2 separate regions of the Homo sapiens genome follow, and region 1 is linked to region 2. Evidence: chromatin contacts called from ENCODE Hi-C or POLR2A ChIA-PET data. All regions are on one chromosome and are shown on one strand. Each heading gives the region's core, a stretch centred on a gene start or an enhancer-like site at or near the end of the contact. The rest is flanking DNA. Distances are from core to core; before and after follow the strand shown.

Region 1 (3,821 bases), core at 1,295-3,794, 1.1 Mb before region 2:
TCTACTCAAATCCTCTGGGAACCCTGGCATCTTGCACTTTGGCCCCACCCCACCTAAAGGATTGGCTTCTTTTCCTGAGGCCTTCAGCCTTCCCACCATCTCTGGGTCCTACTGAAAGCCCAGCTGTATAGATTCCCCCAGCCTTACCACTATTCCACACCATGTTCAGAAGTTCATTGGAATTCACATTGTGTACTACAGCGGCACCATATCCAGCCTTCTGGGCATTTAGGACCTAGGGAGACAAGGCAGAGGACAAGGAGCCATCATGGGCCTTACCTGTCTTCATTCCTGGTGCCTTTTTTTTACCCTCAGCTGCCCAGCTCCCCTTCCTCATTCAGCAACCTTGAGGTCAAAGTTGCAGTCGAATCTTCGAAGCAGCGCAATAAAGACTGACCCATTGACCGGGGCTGGGGGTGGTGGGGCAATGGGGCTGCAGGCATTGTCTGGGTGAGCCTCCACAAGGAACCCCTGAAGGATGGAAGCAAACAACAGTGAGATTTCTCCTTTCTAGATTCTGCTCTCTACAGGGGCCACCAAACACACCAGCCCACATGCTGCACATCCTCTATCCTCACTTCCTCCTCCTTCCTGGGGTCTGAGTGAGCATCCCACCATCACAACCTTCTCTTAGCCTCTTGAAAAGGCAATGACATAAAACATCCCTTCACCAAACTCTCCCATCATCCCTCTCGCTGTCCCAGATGGGCTAATCTGTACCCTATACTGCAAGCTAATGCAATTATTTTTGCCTTCTAATATTCCAATTGTAATTCAATTCTCAAACCACCCATGTCACTTTCTCTCAAGTTCTGTTTCACAGTCCCCTCTCCAGCACATACTCATACAGACACACTCCCCTCCCTTCAGTTTTCTTTTTGTTTTTCTTTTTTTTGAGATGGAGTCTCGTTTTGTCACCCAGGCTGGAGTGCAGTGGCGCGATCTCGGCTCACTGCAACCTCCACCTTCCGGTTTCAAGTGATTCTCCTGCCTCAGCCTCCCAAGTAGTTGGGACTACATGCGTGCACCATCACGCCCAGCTAATTTTTGCCATTTTAGTAGAGATAGGGTTTCTCCATGTTGGCCAGGCTGGTCTTGAACTGGGATTACAGATGTGAGCCACCGCGCCCGGCCTCTTCAATTTTCTAATTACCCATCTCACAAACAACTCGACTGCTACTAAGGCCCAACTGAGTTCTTGCTATGTGGCAGTCTTTGGGATGAAATACTACCAAAATTGCGTATCTACTTTGATCTTCACAATAACCCTAGGAAAACTTCTAATATCCCATTTTACAGTAAAACAAACTAAGGCTCAGAGAGATTAACTTGCCCAAAGTCATATAAGCAATAACTAGCACCTGAGACCTTCCTGATAAGGACCGTTGATCCTGCCTTCTGTCTTCGTCCACTTTCAGTCTCCCTGATAACCTCGGAGTTCCAGGGGTGGACACTCTGTCTTCTCCCTCTAGATTCTGGGTTCTACACTAGACGTGCTCAGTTCCTAACTTCATTTTCCTACCTCCAGTTTCACCCAGGACAAACCTCCCCAACCCCAGCCTAGGATGGAGGATCTTGCGAAATACTAAAAAAAGAAAAAAGACAGAAAAGGAAGGAAGGGAGGGAAGGAGGAAAAGAAAAGAAAGAAAATCACCTGGAGGCCCTCCTGGCTCAAGGTAGCCCCAAACAGAGCTGGAAGGTCTGCAAAGTCCATGCTGGCATTGTGGTCCGAGGTCTGCGGACAAAAAAGGCGATGTTCCCCTTCAGCCTGCAACCCTTCCTTTCAGCGCCCTTTCCCCATCCGTCCCTCAGACTCACCGCTCGAATGAGCCCCCGGGTCGGGGCCGCTCCCCACAGCACAGCGGCCACAACCACAGGAAGCGGGAAGGCTGCAGGGTGCATGGCAGCGGGAGGAAAGAGGCTGAGGAGGCCGCGCGTCCTGGTAGCAAGGAGCAGAAGCGGAGTTCTGCGCCCTCCCTGCCCCTCCTTTAGGATCCCAGGGGTCCAACCACCCCCAGGTCCCACTTCCCAGCTACATGGGGGCGCCGGGGAAGGAACACCAACTCAAAGAATGAGATATCCAACCCGTTTAGTGGAGCTGGGTGGGAGGCACTAAATGTATCCTTTTCTGGTACGGGGATAAAACGCGGAAAGGGGACGGAGCCTAACACAGGTGACAGAAAAACTTCGGGAAGGGTGGCGGAGCTCAAGGAGGTGGGACTTCCTGCTAGGTGGGCCGTGTTCCCAGCCTCTGGAAAAGGGCTTCCGGTAGAGAAAATCAGGCCGCTTTCAGCATTGGATGCTTGAGATGAAGGACTTCCGGTCCTAAAAGGCCGGTTAAAAAAAGGTTAGCGATGGAGGGACTGCCTGTGGAGATGGAAGGGGCACTGGTGGCCCAGAAGACGACCTAATAAAAGTGCCCGGAAACCCGGAGCCTCCTAGTTTACAAACCTCTCCTCCCTCTGGCCTCCGCCGCTCCTTCAAATCTCGCGAGAGTGCTCACCACCTCTCCCGTCCCCTCGCAGCTGAATAGTTGCTGTGTCTATCGCGAGAGCGCTCCAACTTGGCGAGCCGTACTCACTCGATCTCGCGAGACCTTCAAACAAACTCTTCTCTATTTTCCCGCGATTCTAATTCGGTGAAAACAGCGCCTTTCCTCTGGTTTCCAAATCAGTTACGCCCCTTCTCGCACGCTTCCATCAAGCTCCTCCTTCAGCTCCGCCTTACTCCCGGCCGCCTTTGCGCTGCGCGCCTGCGCCCGCGCCGGCTTCCAGCGGGTGTCGGACCTGAGAGCTGGAGGGGCGTGCGCGCGCCCTCGCTCTGTTGCGCGCGCGGTGTCACCTTGGGCGCGAGCGGGGCCGCGCGCGCACGGGACCCGGAGCCGAGGGCCATTGAGTGGCGATGGCGGCGACGGCGAGTGCCGGGGCCGGCGGGATAGACGGGAAGCCCCGTACCTCCCCTAAGTCCGTCAAGTTCCTGTTTGGGGGCCTGGCCGGGTAAGCTCAGGCCCCAGGGATGGGAAAAGAGGAGGAAGGGAAGGGCAAAAGGAACCGGGCCCGGTTCATCTCTGGGTCTGTTGCAGTGAACTGTGCCGGCACGGGGTCAGCGCGATCTCCAGCGTATTGCGAGTTCCCCGATGGGCTGCTAGGGCCCCATTGCAGGACCCTTATGGACTGCATGCAGGGTCGTTGCACAACCCCCGCCGGGCCAGCTGAGTTTCCCAGCGCATTGCTAAGCTCGGCCGGGCGGCAGGGGGTTCCAGGCCATTAAATGGCTCCTGCAGGACTACCTGGAGTCCTAAATCTTGGATGCCCCTTCCTCCCCTCCCTGTGTCGGACTGCGTGCAGCCCCAGGTCACTGCTTGACTGTCATGAAGCTGCTTGGAGCACTTTCATTGCATGGCCCCTACTGGACAACTAGACTTTTCAGACCCGTTGCACTTGGTGTACATATAGACTCTTATACACATGCTCACCAGCATCCTGATTCTTGAATCGCATGGCAGGCCCTGACCTTTGTAACCTCTTGCTGCCAGGCTCCAGTGGGCACTGGTAGATCTGGAATGCCTGGCCCTTCACTCCACCTCTGTCTTCCCCCAGGATGGGAGCTACAGTTTTTGTCCAGCCCCTGGACCTGGTGAAGAACCGGATGCAGTTGAGCGGGGAAGGGGCCAAGACTCGAGAGTACAAAACCAGCTTCCATGCCCTCACCAGTATCCTGAAGGCAGAAGGCCTGAGGGGCATTTACACTGGGTATTGGGGCCTCAGGATGGAGGGTAGACTGTGGGTTGGCAGCTCTAGACCTTGGCCTGATATGCTGAC
Region 2 (3,624 bases), core at 920-3,419:
ATGTCCCGGCTTGTCCTGGACTCCTCATGTACCTGCCGGCTGGTGTGCCAGGGTGCTGGGGCTCTTCTGGATGGCACTGAACTGCAACACTGAATCCTCACCGAATTGCGTCCTCAAGCAACAAGGCATCCTCCCCAGCAGGGTGAGGGGCCTGCCCAGCCTTCTCTACTGGCCTCCTGGTGTCCATAGCTGAGGAGGGATTACTTCCTCCTCTCCCATCCCCTAACCCCACAGGCCTAGTAATGGTGGGGGCTGTGACTCTTACCTATAGCTGGCCACCCCAACTACACATTTTGTTTGAAATTAAACACACACACACACACACACCCGTACATATTCTATGTATGCATTCAACCCATTTTTTTTTTTTTTTTTTGGAGACGGAGTCTCGCTCTGTCGCCCAGGCTGGAGTGCAGTGGTATGATCTCGGCTCACTGCAACCTCCACCTCCCGGGTTCAAGTGATTCTCCTGCCTCAGCCTCCCAAGTAGTGCATGCCACCATGCCCGGCTAATTTTTTTTTTTTAGTAGAGACACGGTTTCACCATGTTAGCCAGGATGATCTCGATCTCCTGACCTCATGATCTGCCCGCCTTGGCCTCCCAAAGTGTTGGGATTACAGGCATGAGCCACCGTGCCCGGCCTCAACCCAATTTTTAAAAGTACTTTGTGTCCCATTCATCAAATAAAACTAGTCCTCTAAAGAGCTCTGTCTTGTGTTTATCCTGTGGTTTAGCCCAAATTTAAGAAAAACTGTGATGTACTGCACCCCTTCTGTTGGACCCTGTATCTACATATAAATTATCACATTTAACCCTCACAACCTCCTTTGTAGGTAGGTAATGGTCCATTTTACTGATGAAGGAACTGAGACTCCAAAGTGCTAAGCAGCTTGCCTAAGGTCACACATGGTGGATGGGGCCCGGCCAGCCAGCTCGAAACCCAGGTGTGTCTGATGCTGACCATGCTCTTCCTTGGTTTATCATTATTTGCTCCTCCATGGTCAGAGCTGGTAGGGCCTCAGGGCCTCAGAGACTGTAGGGTCTCACCTATGCCCTCCTCAGATGGGAAAACAGACCCAAAAACCTGTCCAAGGTTACCCAGGGAGGAAGATGCAAAATCAGGACTCAGGCCGGGCGCGGTGGCTCATGCCTGTAATCCCAAGACTTTGGGAGGCCGAGGCGGGTGGATCGCTTGAGGTTAGGAATTCGAGACCAGCTTAGTCAACATGGTGAAACCCTGTCTCTACAAAAAAAAAAAAAAAAAAGAAAGAAAGAAAGAAAGAGGAGAGGGAGGAAGGAAGGAAAAGAGAAAGAAAGAAAAGAAGAAAGAAAGGAAGGAAGAAAGGAATAAAGAAAGAAAGAAAGAAAGAAAAAGAAAATCAGGACTCAGAACAGCAGCTGATCAGTGACACCCTCGGGACGCGTAGACAACCCCTCTCCCCCACCAGGCTCTCGTTAGAAATATCCGCCGGAAACTATGCTCACAGGTCTACAGTGGATGGCACCCTCAGGAGTCAGGAAATCGGCGTCCAAGTTCTGGCCTTTGGGCAGGTCTCTCCCTCTTGGAGTCTCAATTTTTGTGTATGTAACATGGGCCAATTTTGGGGAGACTTTTAAGAGACAAAGACTGGCAAGGCAAGTAACTTTATAAACCTACAGATTGTCCAGAGGTGATATATCAAGGCTCATTGTAAACTCTGGAAGACTTAGATCCAGCTTTTATCCCTTAAATGGCGTCACCTTGGGTCAATTTCTATGCCTCAGTTTCCTCATATATGAAATGGGGGTCAAAATAGGATCTACTTCATAGAGTTGTTCTAAGGGTTCGAGCGCTTGGAAGTGTCTGGCCCATAGTGATCACTCAGGAAAGTTGGCTTTTAGTACAGCTTTAGCCTCAAGGCGTAGCTACATTGTAACCCTTGACTACCCCGGTCTCCTCCAAGCTCCGTAGTTCCCGCAGGCCCCGCCCCCGTCCCCGCTCAGTCCCGCCTTCTCCTCCCCAGGTCCCGCCCGCGCAGCCGGCCCGGTTTTCTCCCGCCACCAGGGGGCGGCGGCGCTAAGGGCGGCCTTCTGGGCCGAAGCCGGCGACGCTCTAGGTAGCTGCGGCGGCTCCTCTGTGGCCAGTGGCAGCGGCGCTCTAGCCGGCGGCCGTGAGGGGCGGGCTCTCAGTGGTGCGGCCGGCAGGCAGCGATGGCGGCCGTACGGGGCCTGCGGGTGTCGGTGAAGGCGGAGGCCCCGGCGGGGCCGGCCCTGGGGCTCCCGTCCCCTGAGGCGGAGTCCGGTGTTGACCGTGGCGAGCCGGAGCCCATGGAGGTGGAGGAGGGCGAGCTGGAAATCGTGCCTGTGCGGCGCTCGCTCAAGGAACTGATCCCGGTACGGGCGGGGGTCGGGGGGTAAGGAAGAGGTCGCGGGGCTAGTGTCTAGCGCCGGAGGGGGCCGGAAGGGGCGGTGGCCGGAGCCCCAGCCGGGGAAGTCAAGGGAGCGGGAGAGGAGGGAGCCAGCGTCCTGGGAACGGGAACGCCGGGCTGGAGGAGGGACGCGGAGCGGGAGAAAGGACGCCGGGGCGCCGGAAATGGGTGTTGAGGGGGCTGGGGGGTGGTGGCGGAGAGCTGGGAGGGAGTTGAGGACCCCCCTCCGCTGCCCCCTCTGAGCCGCGCTGTGCAAGGAGGTGAGTGAGGAGGGGCTGGAAGGATGAGATAAAGGGGGAGCCCTGGGCGGGAACAGAACCAGGGGCAGCCCAGAAGGAGCTGTTGGGTGGCGCCAGCAACCAGGTCTCCTTGTGGGTCTTGCCCCGGAGGAATTTGTATCTGGGAAACATGGCACTCGCTCTTTGTCTTGAGAGGGCTGCACTTGTCAGCAGCAGAAACTCACTGTTTCTGTCGTGACTTCGGGGTCATCTTGCCCCCCCCGCAGCTCCAGTGACACCTACACCGTGGCCCCAGCATCTGACTCTTAATGAAAGCAAACTAGCAGACGACCAATAGACATCCTTGGTCCCTCCTTTACCGCGCTGGGGATGGTGAGAGGTGTTTTGCTTGTGACTTGGTGGCTGTATATCCAGTTCTCAGAGCTGGTTTCAGGCCTGGATGACTCCTCTTAATTTCTCACCTAACATGAATTACTTTTGACCACATGTCAACATATTTAGACTGAAGTTATGGAGAAAGGTTAAAGTATGATCGCTAGAGATGGCAAACGTTATAATTATGATTAACAACAGCTAATATAGTAGCATTTACCATTCACTATATTGTGTCACTTAAATATACTGGCCGTGCACGCCTTTAGTGCCAGCTATTCAGGAGTCTAAGTTCCAGACCAGCCTCAGCAATATAGCAAGACCCCTTTGAGGTCCCCCCTTTCCCCTCTCCCCATCTCAAAAACAAAACCAAAATAAATAAATATTACTGCAGTTGTGAAGCAGGTGTTATCATCCCTTTAGTCATTCAGTTCAACATGGTTTTTGTTTTGTTTTGTTTTGAGACGGAGTTCGCTCTTGTTGCCCAGGCTGGAACGCAATGGCGCGATCTCGGCTCACCGCAACTTCCGCCTCCCGGGTTCAAGCCATTCTCCTGCCTCAGCCTCCTGAGTAGCCAAGTACAATGGCCTGATCTTGGCTCACC

The links. Hi-C counts contacts between places; a loop is a spot of excess contacts on that map. ChIA-PET counts read pairs that join two places held with the same protein, here RNA polymerase II (POLR2A). Pooled maps may share reads with other maps.
Region 1: a loop to region 2 is called in a pooled map, with 11 times the contacts of the local background. The contact joins the promoter of RNF167 here to the promoter of NCBP3 in region 2. A Hi-C loop is called at or near these places in 6 of 50 pooled maps. POLR2A ChIA-PET finds 5 or more read pairs at or near these places in 2 of 52 experiments (RWPE1 and activated T-cell).

Annotation. Positions count from the first base shown.
Region 1 is chr17:4,938,991-4,942,811 of GRCh38, reverse strand. RNF167 (ring finger protein 167) reads right to left here and starts at 2,544. Exons shown (of 10, transcript NM_015528.3): 1 at 2,452-2,544; 2 at 1,819-2,325; 3 at 1,655-1,735; 4 at 346-471; 5 at 148-235. The coding sequence starts at 1,902. It overlaps SLC25A11 (solute carrier family 25 member 11), which reads left to right and starts at 2,766. Exons shown (of 8, transcript NM_003562.5): 1 at 2,766-2,996; 2 at 3,600-3,752. The coding sequence starts at 2,902. RefSeq lists enhancers at 1,637-1,766, 2,647-2,716, 3,433-3,821 and silencers at 2,100-2,294, 2,857-2,926.
Region 2 is chr17:3,844,791-3,848,414 of GRCh38, reverse strand. NCBP3 (nuclear cap binding subunit 3) reads left to right here and starts at 2,169. Exons shown (of 13, transcript NM_001114118.3): 1 at 2,169-2,374. The coding sequence starts at 2,192. RefSeq lists silencers at 1,881-2,000, 2,181-2,470.